2 separate regions of the Homo sapiens genome follow, and region 1 is linked to region 2. Evidence: chromatin contacts called from ENCODE Hi-C or POLR2A ChIA-PET data. All regions are on one chromosome and are shown on one strand. Each heading gives the region's core, a stretch centred on a gene start or an enhancer-like site at or near the end of the contact. The rest is flanking DNA. Distances are from core to core; before and after follow the strand shown.

The links. Hi-C counts contacts between places; a loop is a spot of excess contacts on that map. ChIA-PET counts read pairs that join two places held with the same protein, here RNA polymerase II (POLR2A). Pooled maps may share reads with other maps.
Region 1: a loop to region 2 is called in a map of mammary epithelial cell, with 6 times the contacts of the local background. The contact joins the promoter of TFAP2A-AS2 here to the enhancer-like site in region 2. A Hi-C loop is called at or near these places in 3 of 168 maps with a recorded cell type or tissue (MCF 10A, PC-9 and mammary epithelial cell) and 3 of 50 pooled maps. POLR2A ChIA-PET finds 5 or more read pairs at or near these places in 3 of 52 experiments (MCF 10A, PC-9 and RWPE1).

Annotation. Positions count from the first base shown.
Region 1 is chr6:10,402,872-10,410,737 of GRCh38, forward strand. It overlaps TFAP2A-AS2 (TFAP2A antisense RNA 2), which reads left to right and starts at 1,631. Exons shown (of 1, transcript NR_145448.1): 1 at 1,631-5,056. TFAP2A (transcription factor AP-2 alpha) reads right to left here. Exons shown (of 7, transcript NM_001372066.1): 2 at 7,030-7,464; 3 at 3,922-3,973; 4 at 1,637-1,868. RefSeq lists enhancers at 173-1,372, 1,285-1,579, 1,375-1,992, 1,803-1,912 and a silencer at 1,293-1,672.
Region 2 is chr6:10,158,026-10,165,247 of GRCh38, forward strand. It overlaps the pseudogene OFCC1. Among named protein-coding and RNA genes, the nearest start is that of TFAP2A-AS2, 240 kb to the right of the region's middle. Within about 2 kb of position 5,331, at least 5 of the 41 ENCODE cell types and tissues checked have a DNase peak (open chromatin) inside an H3K27ac peak, as active enhancers do; they include PC-9 and mammary epithelial cell, where a contact is called at or near this core.

The sequences.
Region 1 (7,866 bases), core at 381-2,880, 240 kb after region 2:
TAAAGAAGAACCACAAACAAACACAGCCCCATCTCTAGGGTTTGAGGTATTGAGTTCAACTGATTCCTGTATATTTTCTCTGCTGTTACAATCACACCAATCCCAATGGGGTCTTTAAAACTGTCTTTGCAAGATATGCTGTTAGGTTGTTCCGAGTAACCAAAGTTATCATCACTCTCACGTTTCTTGCTCTGGCTCTAGCCCCAAAGGGAAATTCGTTTCGCCAACTGTTTACGTGCCATGTCACCAGCCTAACTGGAAATGTCAAAAGCTGATATCAGCCCTAAAAGTTTCACTGATTTCAGAGACAATGGAGGCAGTTCTAAACAGATGTCTAAATAGAATCCCATAATCAGAAAGTGGTTAAGATAAATTGTTTAAATAAAACAGCAAATTAATTAATTTCAGATTTTATTCCCTACTCAAGTGCTCTTTAATTGTGTGGATTAGATTATACTCCCCTAGGTAAACAGTCTCCAATATTGGGGATGGGGGAAGGGAAGGAAAAAGCAGAGGGCAAGGAAAAGATCTGTGTCAGTGAAAGACTACAAAGGGAAAGCAAAATGACTGTGCAGGAGGAAGAAAAGACTAGAATGGTTGATGTTAAACCCTTCCAAAAAATGATCTTTATAGGCTTTGTGCGGGATATAGCCACTAGAAAGGAACTGTGGGTCTATCAACACATAAGTAAATGAATAACAGTCAAAACAATGAAGTTCTCAGTATTATTAAAGAAGAGAAGAAACATTATCCGGGTAAGTTCAACACAAGCCCCACAACTCACAACGTGCAGTGGAATCCTAGGGGTAGGAAGCCCACAGCAGGGAGAAAACTGCCCTAAGGGAAGGTGCTTTACCTTGCTGACCCTTATAAAATCTTATCTACTAAATGAATCACTCAAACCTCGCAGGGGTGAGGTAAGAATCCCTGGCTATGTATGTAACAGATGCATTCCTTGGTAGTGACTACACACAATGCACGTAAACATGCTCGCACGCAGCCTGGCACACATCAGGGCCTCAGTAAATTGGGAATCATCATCATATGCAAACGCCTATAGTATGGGGGTCTGGAGATGACAGCGACCGGAAAGCATGGCGTGCGGACTCAAGAGGACAACCATTCTCTTCCTTTAGTTAAAAGCCATTCTATTAAAACCCTATACAAGGCACGACCGGTTACCCTCGGAGACCCTACTCAGAGAGGTAAGGCAAAGCGAGGAGCCTGAGAGGAACTTTTCCTGGGCTTGCAAGGTGTGCGCGAAGAGGGAAAAGGTGGCTGTACGGCGCCCCGCGGCTGCAGTGGCCGGGATTGAGCCCGCGGCGGAGCGAGCTGCGCTTGCGCGAGGAGGAGGGCGGAGCGGAGGACTCCGCGAGCGCGCGGCAGCGAACGAAGCGCGCACCAGAACTCGCTCGCGGGAAAGCAGCGGAGAGCGCAGGCGCGCGCCGCATCGCCCGCTCCCCCGCCCCCAGATCCCGCCCACTTGGCTCTACGCTCTTCTCCCCGCCCCCTTTCCTTTCCCGCGTAGGGAGGGCCGCGGCGCGAGGCCTGTTTGCGTCGCCGCCACCGCCCCGGCGCAAGCGCAGTGGTTCCCCCGGCCGCGGGGCGGGGCGGGCGGGGCCGTGCCGGGCCTCACCTCCGGAGCACTCCGCCCAGCAGCGACGCGTTGAGACACTCGGGTGGTGAGAGCCGCCGCTGCACTTCCGCCACCGTGACCTTGTACTTCGAGGTGGAGCTGAGGAGCGAGAGGCGACCCGGAACTGAACAGAAGACTTCGTTGGGGTTCACCACGCCGCCGAAGAGGTTGTCCTTGTTAATAGGGATGGCGGAGACGGCATTGCTGTTGGACTTGGACAGGGACACGGGGCCTGCGGAGACAGAGGGGAGGCCGCGTGTTGGGCGTCGTGGATCACCCCCAAATCCTGCCCGACCCCGGCCCTCATCCCGGCCAGGGCCGGATCCCAGGCTTTGGGCCACAGTCCCCGCTTTTCCGTCCGGCTCTGAAATTCTGTGGCTCTGCTACTTCCCTTCCTCGGGCTCGAGCCCTTCCCTACCTCACCCGGCGGCCGGGAGGCGGCCCTGCCCTCCCCCAGCCAGCCTGGCCTGCGTTTCTGCCTTGACCCTTTCCCCTTCGCCGTCAAGGGTGCTCTCTAGAGATGGGTGGTGAAATTGGTGACCCCTGAGGCGCTGAGCATCCGAGCGGAGTGGGCCCCAGATGAGGTCCAGGACCACGGGTTCAGGGTGCAGGGGAGGGAATTACATTTGCAAACCGAGAGCAAGTTACTTGTACTTCAGGGGTTTTGCTGGGTGGGGTTTTAGTGTCGGGGAAAAACTGCTTCAAAGACCCATTATTAAAATCAGCCGACAATTTAGATGGCTAAAGCACCCTGTAAACGAGCGTTTTAATTGAGGCACCACGCTGGGAAGTGGTGGATTTTGTTGTCCACACCACACGTCCCGTCTTTTTGATAAATAGGCCCTTTCCTATGTTCAATTTTGAAAACGTCTCAGTTTTGGAGATCCATTCCAAGGCCAGTTTTGAACTGCGGAGTGGGGAGGGAAGAACAGGCCTACAGTGGAATACTAGCAATGTGCCCTTTTGTTAAGTAAATACTTAACAGTCCTCTGCTAAAGCGCCTTTATTGGGAAAGTGGGTATATATACTTCCTAGTTAAAACCATAAGCTCTTTATTGCTGGACTCACCACTGTTAGAAAAAAAAAAAATAGAAGACCTGCAGAAAGTATACTAATGCATTACGTTTCTCAGCACCAGTGTAATTCAGATGCATTCACAACCATTTAAGTACAGTATGCATTGTATTTTAAAATTCCATTTGGAGACATCATATGCACACAATCTCATCACAGTGTTCCTTATGCGTTCTTTAATGGGGATATGCTAGAGGTATAGGGAGGTGGGGGGCTCTAGGTTTTGGATAGATCACTTGTGACATTAATAGCTCTGGGGAGGCTAATAGAGACAATAGGAGTTAAACGAACTCTTGAGAGATTACTAATAAAAGAGCCAATTATCATGTCGACTTGGAAAGAGCATCTCTTAAGATTTATCCCTTGCACATCTAATTTGACGTGACAAAGACTTCACAGATGCAAAAATGAAACTTTAAACTAGCTAACAATATACTGATTGGGGTTAGAAATGAGAACAGTTTTATATAGCATCGTCCTCTGGTGGTGCCTAGAATCCTGAAATGTAACATTGCCACCATAACCAAAAAAAAAGCTGCTACCAAGAGTGAATAGCATTTAATTCAGTAAACTTTATTTCTACTCACTAAACACAATACAGATTACAAATCCATGCAAATCACTTGACACTTTTCTAACAATTTCTCCTCTGAACAAGTATGCTAATATTCCTCCCATCTTCAAGATACTAATTTTAACCAAAAGCTAAAATTTTGTTAACCTAATTCACAAAGTTCTAAGACCCTTAAACAGCTAACAAGAAACTAAATTGAAGAACATGAATGTTTTTTTCCTCTACTAAAGAGTGCTTCTTATCATCTGTTCTTACATTAATGTTAAATTATTTGTACTATTTTAGCATTATACACTTCTTAACCTTCATCCAGGCAATGGATTAAACTATCAAACTGTTTCAAAATTGAAATGCCACTTCCAAATCAGTTCAACTACTGTACATTTTGTGTGTTTGTCCAAATATCATTAAACTAAATTAAATGGTCAAATCATGAGTCAGAACAAAGCTAGCCTGTTGGCATTACCAACATACTGAAGGCTGATTATTTAAGCATTGCTGTTCTGTGCCTATCTATTTGCTAATTCTGAGCCTTTAGGAAATCCTATTTGGAAAAAATAAACACATCTCTGCAAGTTCTTTTAAATAGCACTCTGCCTGTAAGGACATGCTTGGAATGCAGAAGGAAATGGCTTACCTTTCTTAATTACAGTTTGATCTGGGATGTTAATACCCGGGTCTTCTACATGCTGCAACAAAAGGATACACATGGATGTAAGTGTATCATCAAAACAAAAGGAAATGAATATTCCCTGCAAGATGGGAGGAGGGGAAGGTGTAGAATCAAAATTCCCCCTCCCGTATAATGACATTTATATATAAACATCTCATCTTGGCTTATTGGAATTTGGGGCTTTGCAACTCAAGAGGTTTCACTGCACACCCATGGCCAATTTCTCCTCCTCCAGCAAATAATCCATGTTTAAAAGGGGTGGAGATGGGGAATAAAACTTTCTTTGGAAATTAAATCAAGTGTTGGAGCACCTAATCATTCTCAGTCAGTTCAACATTTAGAAATGTACCTAGCTTTAGATTGGCGCCTCAGCGGCTTCTGACTTTAGCAATTCCAGTGTTCAGGCAGCGAAAGCCAGGGAAACACAATAGAAATGACAGGGGCGGGAGTAACAGGAGAGTGTTGGAAAAGAAAAGGTTTAGGTAGTATAATAAAGAGCAAACACACACACCTTTATGGAAAACTCCACATAAATTTTTAGAAAGACTACTGCCTAAGCCTGGGTATGATAGGAATATGAAAATGACCAAAACCAAAAAACCTTTGAGCTTGCTTTCCTGTTGTCCAACAGCAGGTTTGTTGTTAGTGTGGGGTGTTTTTCTTTTTCTTTTCTTTTTTTTTTTTTTTTTTACAGATGGATGGGTATACGTGTGCGCACTAGAGTCAAAACGTGATTAGAAAGTAAAATGAAGTCATGTTTTCTAATGCAGAAACTGACAGGCAATATAATGTCTGGCTGTGTTTACAAATTAGCACCAGGGCTGCTGAGATAGAAGATTTTGCAATCATTACCAAACACAGGCATTACCATTTAAAAAACTATTGCTTCCTTCTCTAGTCTTTGTCCAACAATAATACTGATTCGAACATTTTCCATTCTGTCTTGGATTTATGCTCCTGTTAATTGTGCCTGATCGCAATGATTCCGGGTGGATGGTACTAAGTTGCTTTATTACAGGTTTTATTATACTCAATGCTCTCATTTGTAACTTGCCTAAAGTGCTTCTGGATTTAAGTATAATTAAATTGAGAAATGTTCAGAAATGACTACTGCTGCAGTTCTTGTGTTTTAACTATATGGGGAAATATGATCCCTTTATGCATGCACCCTAAACCCATAAAGTAAATGTAGTGTGGCATAATACTTTTATTTGTGTTATTTCTAGACCTTGTCCATACAGGGAAGACTGTTAAGTTTAAAACCCCACTGAGATATTAATGATTAAATAATTTTCACCATCGATTTGATTTTCTTAAATATTTAGCAGTTATACTTACTAAAGGTTAACTGTTGCAGCAATGGGAAAAAATTGAAAACAACCTTTTTCTTGACCCAAATTCCTTTGAAAGAATTTTTTTCTTAAAAGATGGGGGAGGGAGAGGGAAAAACAGCAACTGGGTTTCCTTGTTTTTGTTTAATCTTTTAGTTAGTTTCTCCTACTGACCAATTTTGCCACAAAGAGTGAGTATACAGGTGTTAAGAATTCACCTTGAAATTTTTGCAAAGTAGAGCAATTCTCATTCACAGTAGTTCCAAAAGCTTGCAACATTATTTTGCAATTCAAATATTTTCAAAGAACAAGCAAGGAAAAGATTCAGAGTGCTTTGGGAAAGGGAACTAAAATAATCATAACTCCCAGTTCATGTTTAAATTGCTCTTATATAAATTAGTGCTCCTCTCACTTCCAAAAAAATGCACTGTTAAGTATCAGTTTCTAAAAACATGTAAGTATGAACACACATATACAGACATACAGTGCTCACTAAACCTTATACTGGATCAAGTGCCCACTTTCCTGCCTTCCATGCAAGGGCTGCTAAACATAACCAACAAATTTCAGTGACTAACTGGGCCAAATGAGAGATGTAATAAATTTTCTATTTTCCTACGGAACTTAAATAATGTTTTAAATTCACCAAGCAAGGAGGTAAGTTCATCTGACCATTTTCCTTACAATCTAATGTAGTAATCATTAAACTGTCAACGGACATACTGCTGCAATATTTGATGCAGTAATTTGAAATAGCATTTTAGTAAAAATCACATCCAGATACATTTCCTCTCCAAAGAAAAGCAGCTTTAACAGAAGCCTTTACAGCTTTAATAAAATTATTGGCTTGCTCTAATTCCATTTCAGGAGGGTTGTGAGGAAACCATAAATATATAGAATTGAAGCAGAGGTACTGGTTTAAGTTTAATTCCAGAAAGTATTTTCAAATTATCAATAGCCTGGTTTGCATTGTAAATAGTAAATGTGCTAATGCCATGCTTATTTAGAAATCATTTTAAACTGCATTTATTGATAACTAAATTAGAACTCAAATAATGTATTACCCAATAGTCTCGAAACATTTAATTTAATATGGAGTGTAGCAGGTTCTGATAGGCGTTGGGAACCTAGCTAATGATTTATGAGGTCACCACTTAGCACCCCTAGTAAGAAGAAGGCTGCATTTTAATGTCCCTCTGCTTGGATTTGCTACTTAGTTTTTCTTTAATCAGGATAGGGTGTACACATAACTTTTAGGTTTCACTTGTGCTTATAAAATCCGGTTAAAATGATCTTAGTGTGTCTTTTACACTTCCTTTTACATTTTGAGGACATTTAATGAGCTCTTTTGGTTGCATTTAACATCATTCCCAGGACAGGGAGAAATCTCCACGCCAGACTCAGCGATGGAAGTAGATCTTTTAGCAATTGAGACAGTTTACTGTCGTCGAGAGGAAGATATTGTTAATGGTGACATTCGTCTGATTTATCTGTGTTGGTGGAAATGGTAATGCAGGCATTGTTTGAGGGAGCTCCAGAAACCATTGTTCTGGGGTAGAACTCGCAACTACTTTGTGTGGTTCCTCAAAACGTCCCTCACTCTCCGCCTCCGAATAAAATGTTTTTATAAGGAAATACTAGGGAGAACCCGGGCCCACCGACTGTATGTTCCAGGTATCCTTTCTGGGGTAGGTAAGTAGGGGGCTGTGTTCCCTCCCGCGCTGGTTGCGCGGCCTCTTACCGGGACCTCCTCGATGGCGTGAGGTAAGGAGTGGATCGAGAGGTCTCCGAGTCCTGAGCTGAGCGCGTGTGGGCCGTGCAGGAGGTCCTCGTGCCGCCTGTAGTCCCTGCGAGGATCCAGGCCCGACAGCTGGTGAGGCAGCCCCCGGTGCGTGTGCAGGAGCCCAGACTCCTGGCTCTGCCTCTGGCCGGGCCAGCCTGGGTGCTGCGGCTGCGGCTGGGCGTGCAGGGGGTTCAGGCTGTAGGGGTCGTTGACGTGGGAGTAAGGATCTTGCGACTGGGGGTAGATAGGCTGGTAGGGTGGGGGGAAGTATGGGGGCTGGAAGTCGGCATTGGGGGTGTGGGACAGCGGCGGGGCGCTCGTGTAGGGAGATTGACCTACAGTGCCCAGCTGGGGCAACCGTGCCGTCCCGTTGCTGGTGCCGTCGTGACGGTCCTAGAAGAGAGCGAGAGGAAAGGTAAAGAACAAGGAATCAGGCGTCGAGCTACAACTATCCACACAAAATCCACTTGACAAGTCTGCGTGGGAAATCGCCCGTTCCCGTTGGCTGGCCGCCGGGAAAAAATCAGCTCTAAGTTCTTTTCAGGAAATACCCTCAAGTGAAACAGACCGAACAACGCAGAGAAACTGTATATGGAGGGGGCACAAGAGACTATTTAGGGGTTTCTTTCAAAGAGAGGAAAAGATAGAAAAGGGTCTCCTGGAACACAGCCCATTAAACTGCAGCGTGAAATCTCTCTTAAGCAAAATTAAAATTCCTCCTAAATACTAAACAGCAGAAGCGGCCTTTTCTTTTCCCCCGATTTGAACCTGTCTGCCACTGCGTTATTGTTTATT
Region 2 (7,222 bases), core at 4,081-6,580:
CATAAAACACTGCTTGTTTGTTTAGGTGTGGAATGTATTGCAGTTATGGTTTACATATTTAACTACTTAAAGACACAATGACGGCTGGCGTTTGTTTCAAAACAATCTCAAGGCAGAGGAAGAGCAGTGAGGGAGATATGGATGAAACATAATCTACCATGAGTTGACCATTGTTTTGGGATAATGAGTGCATGAAAGTTTATTACACTGTCGTCTCTACTTTTGCTTAATATACTTAAAAATACTTAATTGTATTTTTTTCATAATAAAAACTTAAATATTCAAGTGTTACAGAATGGCATAGAGTTAAAAGCAAGACTCCGTCCCATCTCTGAACTCTTACCCCTACATCCTCTCATTTCCAGCTCATTCATTTAAAAAAAACATTCTTAACTACAAGCACCTAAAATATACCAAGCCCTATTGTAGTCGCTGGAGCTATAGCTGTAAGCAAGCGCTCGCATGCCAGTGTAGAAACAGACAATAAATAAGTTGATAAACAAATATATAAGACAATTTCAGAGATTGATAAGTGCTCTAAGAAAACAAAACCAGTTCTCCCCAAAGCAACCAGTGTTTCCAGGTAGTCTAGGCATTTAGCCACACATGTGTGTGTGTGCGTGCATGTGCACATGCGTGTGCGTGTGTGTGTGTGCATGTGTGCGTGCTCATGTATCACATACCCTTTTATTGCTCAGATGGGAGCATCCATGCTGTTCTATACTTTGCTTCTTTCCTTGAAAAATACATCCTACAGTTAAGTCTATACCCAGACTGTGACCTTTCAAGAGCAAGGGCCACATGAACTCACCCAGTGCCTGTCAGACCCACAGCAAAAGCTTGATAAATTTAATGCCTGATTGAAAGTCTTTCCAATCAAAAACTGGTTAAACAGCAAATACTCTGCCTTCTCACCCTCTCTGTACCTTGCCTCTCCTACTCCAAAGGTAGGATCCAAGGGAGGTTTGCAGAGCTGTGTGGTGCCTGGCATATGGAGAGCTTTCAATCAATGTTTGCTAGAGGAATTCAGAGTGGGATAAGAATTACAGCAAGGCAAAGACTGTCAGACAAACTTCTCCTTAATGAGAGCTGGGCATCTGGTGTGCTGCGCCAGGAAGAAAATGTGTGCCGGGTCCCCAGTGTGGACAGGTGTTCTCTGGCATTTGGAAGCAAAGCTAAAGCTCAGTTTACGGTGCATGCCGCATGGCCTAGTCTGGTTTTGGTTTTTTGCTTTTTGTTTTTGTTTGTTTCCTTCACCTGCTCTAGCTGCTACAGCCTTTTGATAATGCTGTGTTTGCCCTAAGAATCACCTTTAATTCTCAGCAGATCCCAGAGAGATGAACATGGAATCACTGGGCGATCACTTACCTCATGGTTTATTTCCTGAAGGGCTTGACTCTTATAAGATCCAAGATGTCACGTTAATTTTTAAAAATGTATTCTCAGTAGTCATATTGATTCTGTTGTTGTTTTTCTGGAAAGCATTAATAGCAGAAAGGCCACATGAGTTCAGTGGTCACCCAGACCATTTGAGCCCCAAACCTTGCTTAATCTTGAATGGCCTGAGAAAGGTTAGAGGTATTTGACTATTTTCTTAAAAATAAAATACCTGAGTTATTGATAAATACAAAAAAAATGGAGTGAAGGGGAAGAATGACCAACCGTAAATTGGAACTTATTTACTTATTTCCTAGCATTACTCATTTTAGGATAATGCCTATTTGTGTAAACAGAGTTGAAGAACATGAGGATATTCTTCCTGCTACTATATCCAGGTCAATGTGTGATGCTCCCTTTGCTCATCATATTTGTTTAAAAGATTGGAAGATTATTCCAACAAATTGACCTAGAGACCCCTTTTTCACAGCCCAAGATACTTGTAAAACTCTCCTTTTAAAATATCCCTACAAGATCTCATTTGACATAACATTAGTGTTAGGTTGAGTGGGAGCTCAGGTCTTTCCATGATGGTTGTGTGTGCTGGGTGAGTTATATCAGTTTGTGTGAAGAGAGGGAAGTGAATATGAGCACACAGAACATAGCAACAGAGGCTGGAGAATGCCTGCAAGTTTGAAATAGGAAAGGAAGATACCAAAGACATTTTCCATCAGGTTAACCATCAAAATCATCATAGAAAGAAGGACTGGCCAAAATGCTTGAGGTCTGCTCATGTAAACACATCTGTTAGTCAGCTGGGACTGCTATAGCAAAATACCACAGGCTGGATGGCTTATACAACAGACATTTATTTTCTGAGATCAAGGTGCCAGCATGGTTGGGTTCTGGTGAGGGCTGTCTTCCAGGTTTGCAGACAGCTGTCTTCTTGCTGTGTGCTAATGTAGGCTTTCCATGGTGTCCTATTGTGGAGAGAGAGAGATCCATCTCTCTCTGACTTCTTCTTCTTATAAGGGCACTAATCCCATCATGAAGGCCTCACTCTTGTGACCTCATTTAACCCTAACTACCTCCCAAAGGACTTTTAATATTATCACACTGAGGGATCAGGGCTTCGACATACAAATTTGGTGGAAGGGACACAAATATTTAGCCCAAAATAACACTGGAGTAATTTTAGCACTTTACACGTTTATTTCATTTGGTTGTTGTGAGAATGTATGTATATCACGAAGCCCTTTACAAGTTTGCTTTGGATTGATTATTCACTTGACATTCAAGAAATATTTCTTATCATTTACTCTGTGCCTGGTGCAGTCGTAGGCCTTGGAGAATTCAGCAGGAAAAAACAGATATGGTCCCTGTCCTCAAGGAGCTCACAGTTTAATGGGAGAAAGGAAGAGGCAATGAATAAACAAACAAACAAAGAAGAAAGTAAATACAAACAAATCAATCACTTGTGATTTGGCTTTGAAGGACAAAAACAGATGTAGTCCTAGAGAAAAGGATGGGGAAGAGGTGATTAGGAAAGGCTTCTGAAAAGGTGACATTGAAGCTGATACCTGAAAGATAAGAAGCCTGCCCTGTGGAAAATGCAAGAGTGTTCCAGCAGATGGAACAGCAGGTGTGAAGAGCTCCAGGCAGAATAGAGGCTAGCATGTTCTAGGAACCAAAAGAGGTTCCTGTGTCTGGAACGCAGTGTATGATGGGGAGAATACAGCATGAGGTTGGGGGGATTGGGAGGACAAATTGCAGGGGGCCTTGTAGGCCAAGGTAAGGCCTTCATTTTATTCTAAGGATGATGGGAGCTGTTATAGAGCATAAGCTGGGGAAAGAGGTGGTTTGGTTCATGGGACTTGTTCACTGTCATGAGAAGCAGTCAGTAGATAAAGGTAAAGAAGGCAGGAAGAGACAAAGACGAAGCCAGAACCAATTTAGATACTTTGAGTAAATCAGTTTTCTTCTAGCCTTCGCGATCCTAGAAAACTATATGTAGACTTAGTGTTGTTTGAAAATCATTTTTCAGGTGATGAAGGGACTGTGCATTCAGCAGACATTTGTGGAGTGTCTACCCAGATGTGCTATGTGGTGGTAGCACAAAGATTGAATAAGACAAAAATCCTGGCCACCAAGAGCACTTAGGCCAGTCAAGGATACTGACAAGCACACCAAAGACACTCAAAGAACATGTGAAGAGCTCTGAGAAGAGTAGTTAAGGAGGAGGAGGAGGAGGACTCTGAAGATCGAGTCCTGCCAGGGAGGGAAGGCAGCAGGAAAGGTCTTGTTCAAAAAACAAGTGCTGCATGAGCAGATTCCTTAAGGAATGAGGAAGACTTTTCCCAGGTGGATGGAGTTAGATGTGGAAAAGCAGGCAGCGGGAACAGCACACACAAATATTCGGAGATAAGTGAGCCGCGAGCGTGAAAGCCACTGTGACAGCTTGTGTGGTCAGAGCGCTGGGCCCCAAAGGGGAGTGACAATGAGGATCTTCTCTACCAATAAGAGGGGAAGAGGGAAGAAAGCTAAGATGAATTTCTTTAGAAGACGTGTGAAGAACAGTTTGGAAGTAGAATAAAGGCAAAGTAGAATCAGATGCAACAGCCCAGGTAACAATACACTAGTCACGTCTAAGGCAAGATGATAAGCCTTAAAAAGGTAAGACCACATGACAGTCTTCACCGTATTCCCTTGAGCACCAGGTACAAAACCAAACACGCAATATTTTCTTAAATTATTATTAAATTGCATTGAGTAAATATAGTACCCTCACACTGAGGGATCAGGGCTTCCACATATGAATGAATTAGAATTTGTATATTCTAATATACAAAATGTCCAGTTCTAGATTCAGGATAAGATATTACCCTACCACAGAGAGGCAAAGCACTAGGTGCTATTTTTACATATTTATAAGGCCCAAACAGGTTAATGCATATTCTTGACATCACAGATTTATTTCTATGTTAATTTACTTTCAGAAAGCATGTATAACCATAATATACATGGGGAAAAAGTAATTTTATTCATGTGTTTGGACATAAAAAATATCATTATGCAGTCTAATAATCCCAGTTGACAGTTAGAATCATTAAAAAAAAACAGATATATTAAGAAAATTCAAGAAAAGCAACAACCACACTATGGTCTGGCTCCTCTGTTTTGTTGGGTGGCACTGATTTATACCAGCAGGCACAGTCATTTACAAGTCCATTTTGTGATCAATGCCTGGCCTATTTGCCTATATACAGCATTATGAAAAGTGCAGGCAGGCCTGCTAAAGAATTTCAACGGCCTAGACTTTGCAGGCAAGTGAAAAAGAAGGGTTTTTTGTTGTAACCTGTTATGTTTACATTTTTTTCTACCCTACGGTGACAGCACAGGTTTGGGGTCCCTGGTTACATACCAATGTACTACTATATATACCATTTAAAAATTCAAATGGGGTTAGTTTAGATGTTGATTCAGATCTTCTCCAAAATAGGAAAGGGCATTTTTATTCCTTTTGGATGATTCAAATCTTTTCCAGAATAGAAAAGGGCATTTTTAGTCAGTTTGGATAACTTTGAGATTTTTCTAGATAAATTTAATCTGTAAGGGACGAAAGTCGATCGGGAATTATCTCTGCCAATGACTTGGTCCAGCCAGTGAGCTTGTGAGTAAATCCTGCTTCTTCTCCACATAACTTAATTCCCACATTTCCCTCCACTTCCACTGAATGAAAAGAGAAGATGTTTCCACCATAGGAAACCACAGATAATTGAGAGAACTTTCTAAGATAGTTTTTCCTTTCTTCTTTTTATCCTCACTTTCTCTCCCCACTCAGAGCTTAAACAAGTGATACATCTCTGGCTTTCCTTGCAGCCCTCCTCCCCGCCCCTCCTTTTGGATAAGCCTCAGCTTCGTGGCCTGGCATGCCGGAGAAACTGGTTCTACACACCCAGGGGGAAAATGACAGCTTTTCACCGCAAGCTGCTCAGCTCATAAATAGCGAGGGGTAGCGTCCACACACGTCTCGACCTGCCTCTTTCCAAACGCCTGTACAGCCAGCATGGCAGGAAAGTCTTCAGAGAACATTAACAGCTCTTTACATAACTTTCTGTAAAGCAGCTTAGTAATGTTTGCAGCCTAAACAGCCCACAGGTGACAGCTCTGCCATTCTAATGCCTACAAGTGAATGACCAGCTCAACTGGGTGGTTCTTTCTTCTTCCAGAGTGGCCCTGGGAGACAGGGAGAGGGAGAAAAGAACAGAGGTGAGCGGAGAGAGAAGTTAGCTTAGTAAAGAATGAAGTGTCCACAAACCTGGCAAAGGGCCTATGATTTTATGCCTTGAGGTAAGAAAGTCAACTGCTTTTCCTGGAACTTGGTCTAAATTTAACACCCGCTTTTGCAAATGTCTGCTGTACGGTGAGTTGTGTGAGCTCATGGTGGAAAGTGACAAAGTAGGTACACAGCTGATATAATTTATTTATAAATGCATGAGTGCCGAAAGGAGGTAAAATCATGCAGAGTTGATTTAGCTGTTGTGTTGTTCACGGAAAACATGTTGCACACCAACAAAACACACAGATGCACATCTAAATTATTTTAAAGATCACATTTAAACCTGGAAAATACCAGTGGCTTTTTAACTTTATCACATCATAGTTAGGGCTTTAAAAAATGAATCTATTATTGTTTCCTTATGAGACTATAAGAGAAATAATGAATATTAAAATGAAGGTACTTAGTTGTCCTTTAGTATTTAAAACTACCAGGAAAGAAAAAGAAAAACAGTTTAGGTTAAGTTTAAGGAAGGAAAGGAAAAGGGGAAAAAATAGGTTGTCATTTTCAGATTATCATTTCATTTTACTTTAATAAGATTTTTAGGTGGTGACTGTTTTGTTTGTTTGTTTGTTTTGCAAGCTCAACAGTATAACAACAGAACTTAAAGATCTTCGGGTTTGAGAGGAATTATTAAGGGCTAGACCTGTTTTATGTATTGCTTTTAATATACATTTCACAGCATTTACTGCAGTAATCTCTTTGGGGAAATTAGCAATGGAACAATTTCTATATTTAAGAACCATAAGCCTCCATGTATGTTGAATTAACCTATTGTATAACCACAATACTAACAGCAAGGAAAAAGATTTTATTAAAATAGGGTTATTGCACCTTTTTATTTTTCTCTACTCCACTCAGCAGAATCTTAGAAAACTCTTCCATAACCTTAACTTTATCTTCAAACATAAAGTGATTACATGCTTTCGATATACTGTGTTTTTGCTTTTGTTGATAAATAGCTTTCCTGTAAGAAATGGATCATGACAATCAGAAATTAGATAATTGTAAACAAATTATATTTTACTGATAAAAATACAACCACGAATATGAAGACACTTAGAAACAGAAAAAGAGCAAGTTACATTTTCCATACATCAATATATAAAAACAGCCAGAAGAAATTTTTTCAAAATCAGGAAACAGTTCCTGGTCTATAAGGTATAAATCCTAACTCTTTACCAAATGTATAATTCTATGTTTTAAAAAATATTAAAAATTAAAAATTGGCTATGAAAATAGCAATTCATATTATTGTGGAGATTTATATACAATGGGAATCAAATGAGAAAGAAAATATTATATTCTTATTTGTATAGCAATGAAAACAACAGAATAAATCTGGAATTAAAGCTGGTCTTTAAAACAATTTCAGTGTAAAGTTAAAGCATTTATTCTACTGCATATATTTTATAATCTACATAATGCCTAACTCTTGCCCAAGATGAGCTTTCTGCACAGATAGATACTTAAAAGCTACTTTTTAGAGACACTGCTACTCAAGAT